Linked DNA regions of Mus musculus: region 1 is linked to region 2. A link is a loop called in an ENCODE intact Hi-C map of the cell type or tissue named here. Cell type or tissue: left cerebral cortex. All regions are shown on one strand. Each heading gives the region's core, and the rest is flanking DNA. Links, peaks and the distances in the headings are about the cores only. Region 1 holds the start of P2ry12 (purinergic receptor P2Y, G-protein coupled 12). Region 2 holds the start of P2ry13 (purinergic receptor P2Y, G-protein coupled 13).

Region 1 (9,627 bases), core at 839-8,838, 52 kb before region 2:
TTCTTCTTTAAAAGTTTCAAACCCGGGGAAATTATGAAGCTTATTAACTCAATAATATTACTCATTACTGAAGTTTGAAGTTAAAAGCATAGAGTGAACCAGGTGTGGCAGAAGCTGGCAGATCTCTGAGTTGGGGCCAGGCTGGTTTACAAAGCAGTTCCAGGGCAACTGGGGTTATGTAGAAACAAATCCCACATCTCCTCCAAAAACCCCTACCCCCACCCCCCAAAAAAGTGGTCAGTGGGAAATGAAAAGCTTTCTACCTGTCACCTATGAGAATTCATTCGTTAGTACAGACACTTGTTAGGAAACTCTACGTAAGAAAGCTGCTAGCATTCTTTGTAATGTTTCTAGGTGTAGAGTTCGGCCGTAGGTAAATCCCACACTAGGTGCCCATGACCCCGTCTTTTCCTTACACCCCCCACTCACATCGATGCGTGAGCTCGATTTTGTCTTACGCTTCCTTCCCTTTGTCTTCTTCTCTTCATCAGCTGTAGCTTTTCCTTGATCTGACAGCTCAGCTGATTTCCTTTCTGGTTCCTGAGAAACTGGAGACGTGAGTTCTTCCTCTTCCTCCTCAGGAGGTAGGGGCAGCGGCTCGAGGTAGTAGCTTCGGGGCTTGGGCATGGTGTGCGTGTGGTACAGAAGGAAGTGCTGCTGCTCCTCATACTTGATCACCTTCCGGTCCACACGGACAGTGCCGAACCAGGCCCAGGACAGCGGGGCTGGGTTCTTCTGACCCTCAAACAGGTCCCATGGGGACACTTTCTGCTTCGTAGAGACCTGGAGACCCTGTGGGAAAAGAATGTTCTGTGACAACACAACCTGGCCTGTCCCCAACCCACAGGGCAAGCTTGAAAGCGTGCGGTTGGAAGGTTGGAACGAGCTAAGGGAACTCAGTAGACAGGAATGTTCATCTAAGCAGTGTGAACTGGGGTTCAGGACTTTGCAAGTTCAGTTCTCCAGTGCTCTGTACCACCTGACACTCCTTAAGGCATCTAAAAGTGAGCTAAAATATTTTAGTATAAAATGACATTCTCATTCAAGTATGTTGTAGAAAATATAATCTCTCAAGTATCCTGTAAAGTTGCTGTTAGAACCATCTCAGGAATCCATTATTTTTAGTATTATACAAGATTTAAAAGTCAATATATAGTCTGCCTCTGATGTATGAACTCAATTTAGTATATATTTCATGTACATGTATGTGGCTTTCTCTGAATAAAATTTTTTGGGAGAAAATTAATTACAGAAACAGGTACAACACAAATTAAGTCTTTCAATTCCAAGGTATCTTTACTGAATCCAGGTAAGGAATTCAATTTTGTTTCTGAAAAATAGCATGCTTTTATTTGTAATACTAATGGGTAACATTTCTTAGTAATTTTGCAAGTATACCTATTTAAAGACATTTCTCCTCAAAACGGCCAAGGTACCCCGCCCCCCATGTGAGCATATCTGTTTTTGTCTGTCTTCCTCTTTAAGTGTGACTTCTTCTGACACTACCAGTAATGTCACCACCCACTGCTGTCTGCCATGTGATGAAATCGTTCTCCTGAGTAGAACTCACATCTAAATGGCTCCTGGATGCCTTCTGAAAGAAGCCCAAGTCACCCTTATTGTGACTTCTGGTTTTCCCCTCCCATGGCCACACTGCTATGGCATTTGAGTTAACTCTGAATTCTGGTGGCATGGTTTTTCCTCTTAACAGTCACCTTTCTTGCCTTTCCTTAAACTTTCCCCACCTGTCCTATACTTTTCTGTATACTTAGTCCGTCAGGATGGTCTGTGTGTCCACTATTGTAGGACCCCTGTTCTGACTACCTCTGCCTGTGTGACTTAAACCGTTCCCCGTTGGTGCCATCATGACCTGACCTGCACGTCCCGTTGCATGTAAAAGTGCATCTACTTCCCCCTAAGGGCAGGGATTCCCTCCACCATCTCCATTGCTGCAGTGCCAATGGCTACTCAGGCTGGCCTTTCTGTTATTTTAAAGAACCTTCCAAAGCGTTGTATAGAAAGCAAATGCCCATCTAATACTGCTTCTTAGAGACTACGTAGTGTTGTAACACAAGTTTTACTAAATACTGCTTACTCAGCAAATGAAAATTCTTATCAGCACACATTTTCTTATATAAACATAGCTTGTTTCCTATCCTGATGTAAAATAATAATTTTATTTTACTTTTATTTCTTATGCTAAGCTGTTACTTAAGTTTTTGGTAGATTCTAGAAATGCCCTGAAGTCCAGATAAGCATTTTAATTGGGAGATCTTTGAAGATAATGGCTTTTTTCTTTTTCTTTTTGCAATGCCAATAGCTATTGTGCTTTGATGACAAAAATTATACCACTGAAAATTAAGAAAAGTCACTTGGCTTCTATAACTAGATATATTTATATATGTGGGAAAAAACATTTACTCTTGCCTGTTTTTTATCAATAGAGTCAAATCCAGCAATTTTGTTTCCCTTTGTATCGATCAAAGAACCCATGGGTTCACACGTGATGACATCGCAGGTCTGCTTTGGCAAAGGCAGCAACTGTCGAACTTTGTCAATGCTTTCTGACCTCTTGTCTCCTAGTTCTTTCTAGAAGAAAGAGGGGGGAAAAATGTAAAAGCAAGAGAGAAGTGAGGCAAAAATTCTGACTTTACAATGAAGCAAAAGCTAACAAGAAGGAAGTTCCCCAGTGACACATTTCCTTTTTTTTAGGGCTAGTATGTCTTTAGTCCTTAGCGCAGTCTATGGAACAGCTGCAAATTGGACTGGTGAAATGTTTCATTTCTTCTATTCAAGTAGAAAATCAGGGTGCACACAAAGGCAGTCTTGTTCTCCATGACAAATCAGAGTGCTGAAATGACAAAACGCCAGTGTCATTTGCTGTCACACAGCAGGAGCTGCCGCACGGACACTTTCCCGTATCCAGGGTCACAGTGCAAGGTAACCATCAGCTTTTTTACTGTAACGTCTTCAGATTATGTATTTGCAATGTCTATTTGCCGTTCATGTCCAGGACTGTTAGTGGATTTACAAATTCAATGCAGAGCTCATTTTTTTTTTTCCCACTTGCATGTGTAAATCCAAGCATGGGTTCAAAGGAAATCTGACACTGGAGTTTTGGTTAGATATCTGATAATGCATTTTTAAAATCCTTAAAAATTAAAACACATTTTATTTGAGCACACCTTTTCAGAGAAAAAAATCGTTCAAATATCATGCTTGTAATTTTGAAGGACTGACAGAGTAGGTAAGATAACAAATAACCACAATCTGCTGAATCAGCTACACATGTAGATTAATGAGGAGGAAATTAAGACAATAATCCATAAACAACATGATTTCAGAGTAGAGGCTGATCACAAGCTTACTTTCAGTTTCTTTACTAAGTTCATGTATGCACGTTTGTTCTCTTCTGATCCCCCGGGGGAAGCACTTGATAGGTCAGAAGCCAGGGTTCCATTGATTAAAACACCCAGCATGTCAAGAACCGTTGTGAATAATTCACTGAGAAGAAAGAAAACCCCATTTTATTCTCACAAACAAAACCCGGACACACAGAATTGCCTAAGCATTTCTACTGAAAGTGCTAAGTTTTTAATGACAGCTAAATCAGTAAGTGGCAGAATTTCCTGTCAGTAGACAAAAGCTTGTACCATGCATGCATGCAGGGGAAAAAAAAAGGTATAAAATGATAAAAAACAAAATAAAACAAAACAAAAACCCAACATACTTGTTAGTGTGCATGTCAACAGTTCCCGAAGTAATTATCTGGAGGAGTAGGAGGGCCCAGTCGGTGGTCCCCTGCGTGCTCCGCTGTACCGTGTCAAACATTCCTCCTACCTAGCATACAAAATATGATAAAGATTTTGTATTGCTACCCCTATTACCATATGTGCCCAAATGTTGATTTGTTAAACCAGAAGTGATGTTAAGAACTGGTTCTTGCTAGCCACACTATGGATTATCCTACAACTGTCTCTTCTAGCTATGTGGTTATCACTGTTTATGGTTCTTTCCACAGAGGCTAGGCATTCAAAACTTAACAGAAAGTGTAACACTTGAATGTGGGCAGTCACAAAATTACCTTTCTCTTCTCATCAGTCTCTCATGGTACTTAGTTTTAGACATAACTGCAGTTAAACCTGAATAGCATCAAAACTCTGTCTCATCACCTGCAATTGTGTGATATTCGATTATTATTGCATCTGAGCCTGCCACTATAATATCCCTGGAGATGCCCTTTAACGTGGAAGGAATGAGGAGGAGAAGGTATTGCCACAGGTCTGCCAGCTCCTGGGAGGAGGTCAGAGTGCTGAAGGTGAGGTGAACAACTGCCCAGGGAGGTCAGATTGCCAAAAGCCAGAAAAGCAATTGCCCAGGGCACGTTCAGGATTTGTCAAGAGGAAATTTAAGGGAATACAAAACATGCTGAAACTTTCAGATTTCTGTAAAATATTCTTGTGAGATTTGTCTTTTTTTTTTCTGATCAATTTAACAGAATGTCTCTGAGAAAAATTGAGAGTTGACAGATTTCTGTGGTTGTAAAATAGAACACAGTGAAAGCCAACACTCCTATTAAAGGTTTGTCGGACCTCCCCTTAGCACTGCACAGGAGGAGGAGGAGAGATCTGCCAGATGGAGCCTCTACTCCCTGGTGGAAAACACAAATAGGTGCTTACAACTCTACTGTCTAGAATTCAACCCAGACAGGAAGGACGGCAGCTAAGGAAACAGAAGGTTTAAGAGAAAAGGAAGTAGGTACAGAGTGAGAAAGAGGAAGGCTTCCCTCTGTCATGCAGATTCTGTCCACAGATGTTGAAAGCTGGTATTACTTTCACACAGAGAGAGGTGTGACAGAAATGGGTCTGCCACATCCTTACCAGATTCAGGCGGAGCTGTAGGGCCTCATGCATCATCTGGCGGGCTTTCGTATCATCTTGGTATCTTTCTTCCCTCCAGTTACTTAAAATCTAAGATTGGGAAAAAACAAAGAGTAACAACAGAAATCCCTTTGTTCTTTGCTATGACGACTTTTACAGGTTTAAAATGAAGCTCTACAGTAACAGCTAACACTTCTTAGCTTAAACATTAACAAAGTTATTTTTTTTTTTTACTCTTCCTCTTCTTCCAGACAGACAAAATCCCAGTTATTTTATAATTTCCTGGGTAGCTGGGAGAAGAAAGTCTTACACACACACACACACACACACACACACACACACACGGAAAAAGGCCACACAGAAATGCCTATGGCAAGGACAAAGGGAGGCAAGGTGAACTGAGACTCGCAGAAAGGCAGAGCAGGTCTGCTTAACATCTGACATGGATCCTTCCAGGCAACAAAAGAAGGAAGTGCTCAGGCACCTAAACCAGGACACTGGCCCAGCCCAGAGCGGCTTGAAGGAAAGGATAAACCCACTGGAAGAGACAGCAAATGCCCAATCAGGAGTGGCTCTATCAGTTCAGCCCTGGCATTTGTAGTCTAGGTATGAAGAGAACCCTGAGTGCTTTGTATTTAAATGGCTCCCTCTGGAAGCTAGACAGAGAAAAGACCTGTCCAAAGTGTGGGTGTGGTGACAAAGGAAACCGAGTAAGCCTGGTGCCATTGTGCATGTTATCAGCTCTCATTTAATGCCACCGGGCAGGGTTCACCTGGCTTTGTGTCAGGATAATCCAACTCACAAAACCAATCTGACATCTTTCCTTGATTCCTTGCTTCTCGGTAGGCGCAACAGAGATCGGTAAGCTAGCTGCTAAGCAGTGTGCAACAACTTACTTTTATAGTCTTTACATATCTCTCAATGCATAATTAGCATCAGCTTTGCTGGCCTTCTGGTGACCATGATGCTAGGCAGAATGGGACATGGACTGTGTTTCTTAGCATCTCAGCGGCAGAACATTAATCTAATGTCACATTAGGACACTATCATGAAATCACAAAAGGGAAATAATGAATACCATCAGAAAGATACTGGCCGAGTTTAGTACTCCACGCTTTACCTGATTGACTTGATTCTGCAGAGATGTTAGAAGGCCTTCCCGTTGCTCATCTTGCCCCTTAAGGCAGGTAAGGACCAATGAGAGGAAAGGCTGCTGGCTCAAAAGAGACATACTGCAAAGGAAGTATTAACAGAGCTAGTCAGAAAAAATGGCTTGCCCCTGCTGCAACAGCTGCTCTTTCTAGTAGACTCACTCACTGCTCTTGTTTATTTACGACTACATGAAGGACAGGGTGGGAAACCACCAGAGAACATTTGGGAAGGTGACACCTTCCTGTACTGGCAAGATTAAAAACCACTGGTAAAGCTTTTAAATGACAATTCTCTATTGCTCTGGAAGGAAATCCCAAAGCAACAGAAACGTGCAGGGTATGTGATGAGCTTGCTTTCTGTTACTAGGGGGAAGTTTTTAAATATACAGGACAAAGAATATAAATGTATGCAGAGAAAAACAAAACAAAGAACAAACAAAAAATACCGGAGAGATTGCTCAGAGAAAACTCTTCCTTAGGAAGCGGCTCTCTGTGGACCTTGACTATTTCCGAGGCCTGTGTTTCTTGGTTGTATATTTCTCAAAGGCCAACAGCAGAGTGTTGGTAAAGTTAGGGGGGAGCACAACAAGGTCTGAGGCCTCCAAAAAGCAAGATACTTGCTAGGAACACCGTGTGCCAGGCCCCGACACTGCCCATGGCCTCCGCTAGAAAGGGGGCAAAATTCTATTTACAATGTTCACGTTAACAAGATATCTCCCATTAGAGAACATTGGTCAAACTGATTGATATAGTGAAAAGAAAATTTTCCTAAAGAACAGGTCTATGCCAGAATGTCTGAATCAGGAGCCCTGTAGGTAGCCAATAAAGAACACTCAGTTGTGGTAGTATTATTAGCTCTATCTTTAAGTTTATAGAATGAAGAAATTATGACCTTTCTCTTTAAAACTTCTTGGGTTTCAAATGTATAGTATGAATATTCATCCTCAATACGAGATGATCTGTTTTTCAAAAACAATGATGTGAAACCATTTCTTGGGCATGAAATAATGAAATAGTTTTGGCAGTTGTTATGGCTAGTTTTAATCAAAAATCTACAACAAGGTTCCTAAATTAAGAAAATGAAAATCAGTAATTATTTCAAGGTCTAGCAGGTCAGAATTAACAACAAGCCTGTGTACGTCAATAGCTTTGCAGTGATTTGGACACACAGGCAGGGATGGGACCTGGTGCCCTATACAGATCCTTGCTAAACAGAGAGTTGGCCGTTCTACAAGCCCCACCCCGTGGAGCTGGCTGCGATGTGACTTTGATGGAGGCTTCTAGGCTTCCTCCGGGTCCTTCGGATGCCAGCCTTGACGCGAGGCACCTGCCAGCGTACCTTTTCTGCTTCTGCCTATCTCTTTCCTTCTTTGAAGAGGAACCCAGGTGCTGCCCCTTCTCCAGCTCTTCCCCAGCGGCTTTCAACACTCTTCCCTGCACAGATGTTGGCAGCCTGGCGATGAGGGGGGCCACCAGCCACACACCCCTGCGTTCAGAGGAACTAAAATCAGAAACAGGCGTTACACCCGAGAACGCAGCTGCCTCTGCTCTCACAGACGATGCAGATGCCACAGTCAAACACCGGTGCACAAGGCACAGACTAGAGTTCTCATTTCATGTCTGCACTTTCTCCTTTTGCTAAAGACCAGGCATTTGCTTACGCTTTATACCCACATCTGCTGAGGAGTAAAAGGTGCTCTTCTGGGAAGGCATTTTTTGCATTGTAAACTGTTTTCAGTGACTCATGGATCCTGCCTTTCTGACCATGAAACACCATATGTTCTCTCTATGAACACTATACGTTTCAGTCATGGTGATGATATGCAATGGGATTGTGTTCAAGCTAAGGAATAAGCGATCTTTAAATTCTAAAACCCCCTATTTACCTTTTACCAAAATGATGACATGAAAACCAATCTGTCTTTCATGATGAAATACAAATTACTGTATTTGTACAAAACTATCATTAAAGACACATAGATAGTATGTTATGTTTAGTGAATGACCCAAAGACAGAGATACCACACATCAAACTTAAGTCCATCTGTGTCACTGAGGTACCTGGACCTACAACAAAAAATGTAACGTGCCAAGACATCACTCACCCCACTTTTCCCTCCTACCTGGCTGAGTAACAGAAACTGTCACTTGTAAGTTATTATTTCCCTTACATTTCCTGAAGCTTAATAAAAAATGAATTATGCTAATCAAGGCTATTGTGACATATGAAATATCAACGGTAGCCCAACAAAACTATAAATACCTTAAGAATGTCTTTATTCCATTCTGTCTTGTGCTACTTGGATCAACACTTCCAATAGTGTTTGGGTTGAAGAGGCTCATGCCAGAATTGGAGGCATTATTATTTAGGTCTGCAGATTGCTGGAACACTTCTATCGTTGCCTTTGCGATATTGTCCAGCAAATTATTCATTTCGGCCACAGAACCAGAGCTCTAGTATCAGGAAAAAGAAAGCTAACTTGTCTACACACTTCTTGATTTTCAAGCACCAATGACATTCTGCTTTTCTATTCAGTTCACACGTGTGCTGTCAATATATACTCACAGGGTCCTTCAAGCACTGTTTGATCATGAGCTGGAGCTCCAGCCAGGACTGTCTCAACGTCCACTGCTCAAGATTCTGGAGAAAATTCGAAGAATTGTCACATTTTGAATACTGAATGTATGCTAACACAGCCTTACAGTAATTAATACTCATACCCAGCAAGGAAACTCACAAGCCTTAAAGACTTCCAATCCCATGCCTGATAAAAATGAACATGCACAACAAAGTAGATTCAAGCATCAAAATACGTTCACCAACAAGCCAGGAAGTAGAAATCAGACAAGTATGGCTTCTCTCAGAATCCATTTACCAATTAGCCAACCTCACTCCAAAATGATGAATCTCTTAAATAACACATTTAAAATTGAGCTATCATAAATACTATGTATCAAGTAAATATACCACTGACTTAAAATACAATATATGCCCTTTGCTATTGACTGTATCTACTGAGTAGCCAGCAGTGGCAATGTCACTGTAAAGAAAATTACAGAATAAAACAAAAGTCAGAATTAAAATCAAGGTCAGGAGAAAGTGGGCAGCCTTGTCTAGTCCCTGATTTTAGTGGGATTGCTTCCAGCTTCTCTCCATTTACTTTGATGTTGGCTACTGGTTTGCTGTAAATTGCTTTTATCATGTTTAGGTATGGGCCTTGAATTCCTGATCTTTCCAACAATGGATGGATCACAGGGCTCCCAATGGAGGAGCTAGAGAAAGTAGCCAAGGAGCTAAAGGGATCTGCAACCCTATAGGCGGAACAACATTATGAACTAACCAGTACCCCGGAGCTCTTGACTCTAGCTGCATATGTATCAAAAGATGGCCTAGTCGGCCATCACTGGAAAGAGAGGCCCATTGGACATGCAAACTTTATATGCCCCAGTACAGGGGAACACCAGGGCCAAAAAGGGGGAGTGGGTGGGTAGGGGATTGGGGGTGGGTGGGTATGGGGGACTTTTGGTATAGCATTGGAAATGTAAATGAGCTAAATACCTAATAAAAAATGGAAAAAAAATCAAGGTCAGAAACA
Region 2 (9,627 bases), core at 841-8,840:
GCATTTCAAGTATTGCTGTGAATTTATTGCCTGTTTCTGAAGAGATTTTTCTAATACTGATTTTCACTTCAGGACATCTGCTTGTAAACTACATAGTGTATTTAACTCATTATCACTTTTGGTTACCCTAATTGGAAAGTTTTAAAAAATTCACATGCTCTAAGGAAAGTACCTCAGTAGATTTCAGAGTAAATAAGAGTTCTCTCCTAGGAATATTTGAGTTCCCACTTCAACTTACATCCTTAGTGAAAATGAAAGCAAACATCTCAACATTTCTAATGTTATTATATGATGCATGTTAACTACATCACCAGAAGTCCCTTTGCTCTTTGCCTTGATCCAGCTCAGGAATCCTGGAGGTCTAGCAAAGGAAGTAGGTGTAGGCAACTTCCATTACAGACCAGTTTGTCCCATCTGACCATACTGGTTGGACAATTTACAAATTTAACCTTAGACCTGAGTGTGTACCAGACAGAACTGAGTGTCCGTTCAGCTTCTTTTTCCTGTATCAATCATTGACTCTTGGCATAAGGACTTCAGGATGAAGTGAACCACTCCAGCTGCTCTCTCAGGGGTGTGGTGGGGTTGGGACAAGGCAGGCTCTAAGTGCAAATTCTAGGGCCAGTGGTGAGTTAGTGGTGGTCTCTATTAACACTATTTTGGGAAGGTGCTTAATTTCTTCATTTTGATTTTCACATCTAAAATAAGACTGGACTATGTTGTTATTGTAAGGGCTGTGATAACATAGTTACCTATAATACCATAGCTATTTTTATTTTATTACTTTGAGTCTATTCTTAGTGCATATTAGAATTCCAGTCTTTAATTTATTCCAGTCTTTAAATTATTCAGCAGGCTCCTAAACACTGAAACTTTTCAATGCATGGGGTTTTTTTGTTTGTTTGTTTGTTTGTTTGTTTTTGTTTGTTTTTTGTTTTTTAGTTCTTCCTTCCCGGCCTTCGTGAACTAATAAGCCCACAGTATTCCTATTTTCTTTTTCATTGACTGAGGAAGCTCGCATGACATCGTCCATGACAGGCCTCACTGTGAGCATATGATGGACGTTCTTTTACCCCTAACTATATGAAAAGGACACTGTTGTGTATTTCATCATAAAAAGGGGGCAAGTATTTCAGAGTGAGTATAAATAACTTCCCAAATGAGGGGAACAAAAAGCGACAGGTGGACAAGCCCTTGGAGCTACGGCCCGCAGCTTGGAGATGGCACTTCCACACAGGCCTAGGGAGCAGCGTGCAGAGAGGCCCTTCCAAGAGGAACAGGCTTTCCAACAAATATCAGCTAAGGAACTTACCAAGGGGAGCTCTCATTTAACAAGTGTGTAGTAGTTATGAAGATGACTCAGCTAGAGAAGACCAACCATGACCATGCAGAGCTCAATCCATGAAACCCACATGTTGGAAAGATATAACTAACCCACTGAAGGAAAACACACACACACATACACACACACTCACACACTCACAATAAATATGTATTTCACAACCAAAAGAATGTACCTTTGTGACCCTAGAAATGTCCATTGCTGATCAGTTCCTCTTTTCAAAGTTTCCCACATTTGGCATTTTGAAATTTGACCAAAATGTGATTTCTACTTCTCATATTATGAAATTATCCTGTACAGAATTTCCCTTGTTTAAAGTAAAAATTTCCAGACCTTCAATGTTATATTGGATTGGGGGCTATTGAGAAATTTAAAATTGACTGTGTTTATGGTTAAAATTAACAATAAACCTACTTTAAAATATTGATTTTGCTAGGTTTTTATCCTCTTATAAAGCAAAAGGATATATATTTAAGTTAAGGGGCATTACATCAGTAAATCCTAACATATTTTAGCCAAAAAGAAAATTTTTACAATGTGCCATTTATTCCCTAGAGTTAACCAACGTTCCCTGGAAACACAGTACATTTCATTTTAAAATGTTCAAATGTGGAATCAATGGATTCCAAATTCTCAACCAAGTAATATAGGAATTACTAGTTAGCCAAACCCTGAAGACGGTCCATCTCTACGGTAAGCGCGTGGCAAGAACGGTGAAGTGAAACTTGCCATAGAGAACCACACATCCTCCCCAGGATCATCTGATTTCCTCTTTCCCTTCATCTGTCGGGCAGGGAAGCAGACTGTCACACATTGTAACTTTCTGCACACTCCCTGAGATTTAAAACGAAACACTGTACCAATCTGAGGCCAGCCCTGATTCAAAACTTCTCTAAGTCTCAAGAATGGAGGTGGTTTCCCAAAAGGGCTTCCTAAAAGTGCCACACTGTAGCTCCACTCAAACTGGGCAATTCAAGGAACCCAAGCAATGAGCGGCTGGCATGTTTAGCTTTCACTGATGTGCCCTGGGTCGGTCCATCGGTCCCCCTCCCCCACACTCCTATGAAGTAGATGATGATTTCAAACTTGCTACATGAGAGAATGAGGTATATAGCTCTTAAAACATTTGTTTAAACATAATACCGAATAATGCAGAGGTCCAGGAATAATAGCTACCACTTCTTGGGAAATGTGACTCATAATCTGCCACAGATCTAGGGATCAAAAGACTAACAGCAATGTCTGAAGAAAGGAAACAAAGCAAAACAAACAAGCAACCAACAACCAAAGCCTAGCCTTAGACATACAAACTTCTTGCACGCCCAGGCTGTAAGGGACAGAAGATGATTTGATTTTCAGATCAAGTCTTCTCCTCCTACTTGATTGTAATTTCATACTATTTTCTTCATCATTTTAACTCCTACTATTACATATGAAGTATTCAATAAGGTCGCTGAATGTGAATAATAAAAAGTAAAACACTGGGCCTAGAGAAATAGTTCGGCGGTTAAAGGGATTTTCCTGGCACCCACTCCAGGCAGCTCACAGTCACCTTGGACCCCAGCTCCAGGGAATCCAACACTTCTGGCCTCTGAGGGCACCTGAATGCATATGCGCCCTTACACATATAATTTAATATAATAAAATAGACCACATGTTAAGAATATGGCGTGGTGGCGTGCCTGCAGAGCCGGTGACAGCACTGGATTCAATACTCAGAACACGCAACCAATAACTACTGGTAAATGCTCCAAAGGTCTAAAGACAAAGAGGTTCTAGAAAATGTGGGTATTACAGAAGCCCACAAGGGGAAATGAGGAAGGAAAAGCAGTATAAGAAAGCAGAACCTTTACTTCACAAGCTATTCGTGGGTTGAGCTAGTAACTGCCACAACTCATACAGCTGAGTCTCTTCCAAAACAAAGGTCAGTTTAATTTTTCTTATGAATTTGCTTGCTATAAAAGGTAAAAGGTGGTTAAATTTTCTAGAAATCTAAATATAATATTCTGTAATCACGGGCTGCAAGCATAAGGTACTTCATAACGCATGACACACTACCCTGTACTCTTACATCTTAAATTAGGTTCTGTCACCGCCGTGTAGTGATTGGTGCTTGCTATTTGGACTTCACAAGGGTAGACATTAACAGGACTTTATAAAACAAAACTAAACTGAACAAAAACCAACCAAACAACAACAGCAACAAAACTAAGCTATGTGCTCAAAAAAGCTCTAGCCAAAGAATCAAATCCGCTGAATGAGTTAAATAGTAAGTTTGTTTTTACAAGAAGTAGTTATCTGCCAATCCACAAGGACCCTTTGTTTACCTTCCTTTGTATGCCTGCTTATGTGTAATCTTTCTCTGTGTGCATGTTTATGTGTAATAGCTGATGCTCGGGACAATCAACACCACTGGGATGCAGGGCTTCAACAAGTCTGAGCGGTGCCCCAGGGACACTCGGATGACACAGCTGCTGTTCCCGGTTCTCTATACTGTGGTCTTCCTGGCAGGCATCCTGCTGAACACCGTGGCCCTCTGGGTGTTCGTCCACATCCCCAGCAATTCCACCTTTATCGTCTACCTCAAGAACACTCTGGTGGCAGACTTGATAATGGCACTCATGCTGCCTTTCAAAATCCTTTCCGACTCACACCTTGCGCCCTGGCAGCTCCGAGGATTTGTGTGCACGCTCTCCTCCGTGGTCTTCTATGAGACGATGTATGTGGGTATCATGATGCTGGGCCTCATCGCTTTCGACAGGTTCCTCAAGATCATCATGCCGTTCAGGAAAACCTTTGTCAAAAAGACGGCTTTCGCAAAAACAGTCTCCATTTCCGTCTGGTCCCTGATGTTCTTCATCTCCCTGCCAAACATGATCTTGAACAAGGAGGCAACGCCATCATCCGTGAAGAAGTGTGCATCTTTGAAGAGTCCCCTTGGGCTGTGGTGGCATCAGGTGGTCAGTCACACCTGCCAGTTCATTTTCTGGGCTGTGTTTATTCTGATGCTTCTGTTTTATGCGGTGATTACCAAAAAGGTGTACAACTCCTATAGGAAGTTTAGGAGTAAGGACAGCAGGCACAAGCGGCTGGAGGTGAAGGTATTTATCGTCATGGCTGTCTTCTTTGTCTGCTTTGCCCCACTGCATTTTGTCAGAATACCATACACTTACAGTCAAACCACCAATAAGACTGACTGTAGGTTAGAAAACCAGCTGTTTATTGCTAAAGAAGCAACTCTCTTTCTGGCAACAACTAACATTTGTATGGACCCCTTAATATACATAATTTTATGCAAGAAGTTCACACAAAAGGTGCCATGTGTGAGATGGGGAAAGGCAAGAACAGCAGGATCAAGCGAAGACCACCACAGTAGTCAGACAGACAACATCACCCTAGCCTGACCACTGTGTCCCACAGGTTAATTTCACGCATGGCCTCACGTCTATTTATGGATGGGATTTCAAAAGATCATTTATGTGGAGACCTCATTTAAGCATTACAGGAAAAAAGAGGGGAACAAACAGTTCCCTACATTTTATTATCCTAGTGTATGGAAAAACATTATGCCCATTTTAACCACATAGACGTATTTATAAGCAGGATAAATTAAGAGACCATGTAATACAGCAAATGGCCACTAGATGTCACCTTTTCAAGGGCATTCATGTACTATGGAAAAGGTTAATGGGAAACAGGTTTGCCTGAAAAATCTTCCTTCTAGTTACCACCCCACCATCTCTCACACACATAATTCCTAAAACACCAGGCTGGCTTTTACAGCCTTCAGAATGCTGACACTTGTGAACAGAAACCAACCAACTTGCATATCCAGTGCCTGTGTGGAAAGGCTAAGGTGGGGGCTCAAAGAGATGCAGTCTGAGGAACCAAAGTGGGTTGGTCAAAATAACCCCAGGCATCTCAAAAGATTTCCTCCTTACAAGTGCAAAGGGCTGCTCCTACATCTAAACAGAGCACCAGAAGAGAGGCACATGCAACAGGCAAAGCCAGTTCACAGCCATGTGCAATCCAGAGAGGGGAAGTGTTTAGTCAGCAAAACCTTCCTGGGCAACAGCATCTGCATCCTGTTGGAAAATACTTATTTCCCTCACTGTTTATCTATAAATTAGGTTCCTTGCTACACACTGTCTTATATTAACTGCTTTCATTCTTAGCCACATTTCCCAAAAACAGGGTTCGTAAAAAGACAGCAAAATCACACATTTTTACAAAAGAAATGGGGTAAGGATATCCTAGACGGGATGTTTGTTGTACACTATCCTTAGTGCATGTGAGCAAGGGGATGGTTGGCCTGGCATTAGTAATATTCATGTGGGAAGATTTTTCAAAGCCTGATTCATTTTATTTGGGCCTATCTACTTCCCTGGATCTCATTATGGGTTTAAGAAAATTAAAATATGTGGCTGGTGATGCTGGGTTTTCTGGAGAACACGACGACTCTTCCCCTAACCGCGCCTGTAATGTGAAATCCTGGCTTCTCTCTTTCCATAGCCTCAGAAGCCACAGAGGCAAGAGAACTTCCTTGTCTTCCTGGAATCACTTGCTAATCTTGACCTTTACAAACTCCATTTAATATGGCACATTTGGTCCGCACTGCACTGTACATAGAACCTTCCATCTGACCCACTTTGTAAGTTCCTATTGATTAGTGACACCCAAAGTTGCTGTCCCTTACTCCAGGTAACCTTACCTGCCCAACCTCCTCCGAGTCCTCCAGCCCAGTCACTTCCTCATCTGTGTGACATCATTCCTCATCTACTTATCGAATTGATTTAGGATAATTTGCTAAATATGCACTGTGCAATTAATAAATTTTGCTAAAACAAATCAAAAGGGGCCCTTTTTCTTGACAAGCTGTCATTATTTGTTCTGGTTGTCCTGGAACTTACAAAGATCCACCTGCCCCTGCCTTCCAAGTAGAGTGCTGGGACTAAAGGAATGCATCAAAATGCCTAGCCCAACTGGGTCTTATTTTACTGCACTATAAAAGTAAAAGGAAAGCAGCCAGCTCCTATCGATTTACCATTAACAGAGTAGGCTTCCAGGGCAGGTAGTGGGGCTTAGTGGTAGGACCTGTGCCCAGCATGTACAAGATCCTAGATCTGATCAGCACCTAGATGAAAAAGAAAAATTTTAAAAATGGAAGCTTAAGCTCTTGAACTCTGTATAGTTGCTTTCCTATCATGTGCGTGCTAGAGCTGAGGAGAAATGCTGCCCACCTGGGCTAGGAAAGAGCACAAATGAAACAAGGAGACCAAACATTGGAATTTTAAGGCTACTGACACAATGCTTTATCCAGTTATCCAGTAACTGGGTAAGTCAAACCTGTAACTGCAGCATATTACAAATCCCAAAGCTCTCCTTTAGGTGAATTCTAGGTCTCTTAAATAAAACAATGAAATCATTTGTATTATTACACATATCACTAAACCTATATACCATTACAGAGCACATGACACAGTCACAGGAAAACCCTAATACTGTGTTACACATAACTGTATCTGAGCCACATTATTAAATAGTAATCCATACATGGTAGTATAGCTTATATAGCTTACCTTTGATGACAATTTCAATTGCCTCTACATAAATTTACAACTCATATATACATGTTTGTTTGTTTGTTTGTTTGTTTGTTTGTTTTTGAAGACAGGGTTTCTCTGTGTAACCCTGGCTGTCCTGGAACTCACTCTGTAGACCAGCCTGGCCTGGAACTCAGAAATCCACCTGCCTCTGCCTCCCAAGTGCTGGGATTAAAGCCATCACCGCCTGGCTAATATATACACTTTTAAGAACGGTATTTCCAGATATAACTTCAATCTGTGATTCATAAGTTCAAACACTTCATTCCATTATAATACCATAGTCAGAAGTAGATTGCCCAGTCAAGTGTTGTGGCACACTCTTATGTAATCCCAGCGCATCAGTGTCTATGTGGGGATCACCAGTCACTACCGCTTTTCCAGGCAGCAAGTTTCTCTCAAAACAACAGCAACAAAAGCAGAGGGTCTGCTCTGTACAACAGAGTTGCCAGGAACCTAGAGAAGAGGGGCATTAGACCTATCTTAAAGTTACATTCCCTATGGGAACCTCTAAGCTCTCAAGGCAGATTCAAAACTGTAGAATATTTATAGAATGGCCTGATATGTAACTTGGCCATAAACAAGGAGCAAAGAATGAAAAGAAGGAAGTGATGGGCCTTCAGATGCTTAGTCTGCTCTGGGACAGAGCACAGCAATGTATAATTCTGTCATCTTCAGCTTCCCCACAGGCCTGTGCTTAAATCTGTATTAGACCCTTTCTCAATAAACCCCAAAACTCCTTTTTAAAAAATAGCGCTCTGATGCGGTATATGAGCTGAACTCACAGCAAAATTGTGGGCTTTTATCAAAAGCTAAGATATAATTATTTGCACTGGATAATTAGGGTGAGGCCTCCAAACATCTTCTATGAGGGGAAAAGATGGGAGTGTAATTACCACACAGGGGAACATTGTAGAGAAACCACAGGAAGTTATTCTACCACGGGAACAGGGGAGGGGCGGAGATGCCATGATGATTCTCAGCTCGGTGACATGGACAGGATGCCAGTGACAAAGAGGAGCCCATCAGGTCCGTTCCCACAAAGTTCAACAGGAGAAACCACCCAGAACAGGACAGCCCAGGCTATGCAGTGTCTGCTGTCTAAGAAAGGAGTGAGTTTACAAGGTTCTAGCCCTAGTTACTACAGAAGTTACAAAGCATTTGAAGGGCCTAGGAACAAACCTGAACATTCTGAACTTCATTTAGAGGCCCAATATGCATCATAAAAGTAAAGGATGCATTGCTAGAAATTGCTAGGTGCTTTAGTGGTCACCAGAATCAGCTGAGAAGACCCTAAAACACAGACGGCTGGACACAGCCCAGCAAGGCTTAGTGCAAGCCTTCAGGAGACACTGGTGCCGCGAGTTTGACCTGCACATTTAGGATCACGCCCCTAAATGTCTATGAAGGCCCGTACTTCCCATTGAAACTGACTGGCAATCCAGCCGTCATGGGACTCACATAATCCTACTTTCTAAATATAGGATGCTGAGGCAGGAGGATGAAGTTGAGGCCAGCCTGGTCTACAGAGAGAGTTACAAAGTTCAGACCACCCTGAGCTACATAAAAACAACTGACTTGCTGCCCAGCCCTCTTAGAAATGAGTGTCTAAGGTTAGATTAATCAACCAGAGACAAAGCAACATTGTTAGTAAGAGAGCAGGGCAGACACAAGGCAGGGGCAGGTAAAGGACTTGATGACCTGGGAAGACGAGGCCTCTCAAGGGGCATCAGCTGTTTAATAGCAAATGTTGACACTGCAGGCAATTCAGACTGCTCACTGGAAGCAACAGTCGGAGTAAAACCAGAAGTACTGAAAACAAGTGTATTACGTCATACTTCTTATTAACCAGGCAGGCAGACAAAGCTGTCAACACATTCCATCACTTAGCAGTCCCAGGACGCGTATAAAGCGTTCTCATTACTTTCCTTTTAAGAGATGAAGTTGAGAAACTGAAAGACTAGGTCACCTGCATGAAGTCACGGAGCTCAGCATGGCTGAGGACCCTAAGTTAGACTCTAGCTTTTAAGCCTATCTTAAATGACAACACTCTCAAGAGAAAGCACAACTTCAGTTTCCCAATCTATGCCTTGTACGTTTTATAACTCTCATCGCTACTCTCACAATCCCTGCCTCTTCCAAATTAACATCATCATGTGTGGGCTACAGGCAGCCCAGGAAGTGCTAGCTGATAAGCCCAGACCTATAAGTTAACGAGGGCCTCCTGTTCCAGGACCTTCCCACCCTACTCCCATGCCCAAATGCCTGTGGTGTGCCAGCACTCTGCTGCTGGACACTTTAAAAGGATCACTGTTCGTGTGTGTGTGTGTGTGTGTGTGTTTGTGTTTGTGTCTATGTGTGTCTGTGTGTGTCTGAATGTGTGTTTGCACATGTGTGGGCACACATGAATATGCATGTAGAGGCTTGAGTTTACCACAGAGCATCTTTCTTGATCACTTTCCACGTTACATATTAGGGCAGGGTCTTTGCTGAGCCTAGAGCGTATCGATCAAGGTACTCCAACTAGCCAACTCCTGTGCTCTGGGATTACAGGTCACCCTGCTTACCCAGCTTTTATGTGGGTTCTGGAGCTACAAATGCCTGCTTTACCAGGAGCCATTCCCCTGCCCTCGCTTCCCCTTTGTAACTGTCACCACATCCTTGAAGCAGATCCTATGCGTT

The links. Hi-C counts contacts between places; a loop is a spot of excess contacts. Peaks named below come from ENCODE experiments on the same cell type or tissue, not always from the same donor. Only the 100,000 strongest peaks of a DNase experiment are listed, where the experiment ranks them.
Region 1: a loop joins it to region 2, with 2.3 times the contacts of the local background. A loop is called at or near these places in 2 of 42 quality-filtered maps.

The regions. Positions count from the first base shown.
Region 1 is chr3:59,256,087-59,265,713 of GRCm38, reverse strand. Med12l (mediator complex subunit 12-like) reads right to left here. Exons shown (of 44, transcript NM_177855.3): 28 at 8,598-8,672; 29 at 8,295-8,485; 30 at 7,371-7,532; 31 at 6,001-6,112; 32 at 4,881-4,970; 33 at 3,731-3,840; 34 at 3,369-3,504; 35 at 2,428-2,589; 36 at 430-792. P2ry12 (purinergic receptor P2Y, G-protein coupled 12) reads left to right here and starts at 2,729. Exons shown (of 5, transcript NM_001357008.1): 1 at 2,729-2,940. In left cerebral cortex, for the core only: no CTCF peak of the experiment used is centred there; DNase peaks (open chromatin) are centred at 4,758, 5,434, 7,345, 7,599 and 2 more places; H3K4me3 peaks cover 359 bases; H3K27ac peaks cover 2,892 bases.
Region 2 is chr3:59,204,461-59,214,087 of GRCm38, reverse strand. All of the region lies in intron 15 of Med12l (mediator complex subunit 12-like), which reads right to left. It overlaps P2ry13 (purinergic receptor P2Y, G-protein coupled 13), which reads left to right and starts at 3,206. Exons shown (of 2, transcript NM_028808.3): 1 at 3,206-3,266; 2 at 3,730-6,196. The coding sequence starts at 3,733. The coding sequence ends at 4,746. In left cerebral cortex, for the core only: CTCF peaks have their summits at 3,955 and 4,983 (motif pointing right); DNase peaks (open chromatin) are centred at 4,994, 7,318, 7,575, 8,810 and 2 more places; H3K27ac peaks cover 339 bases.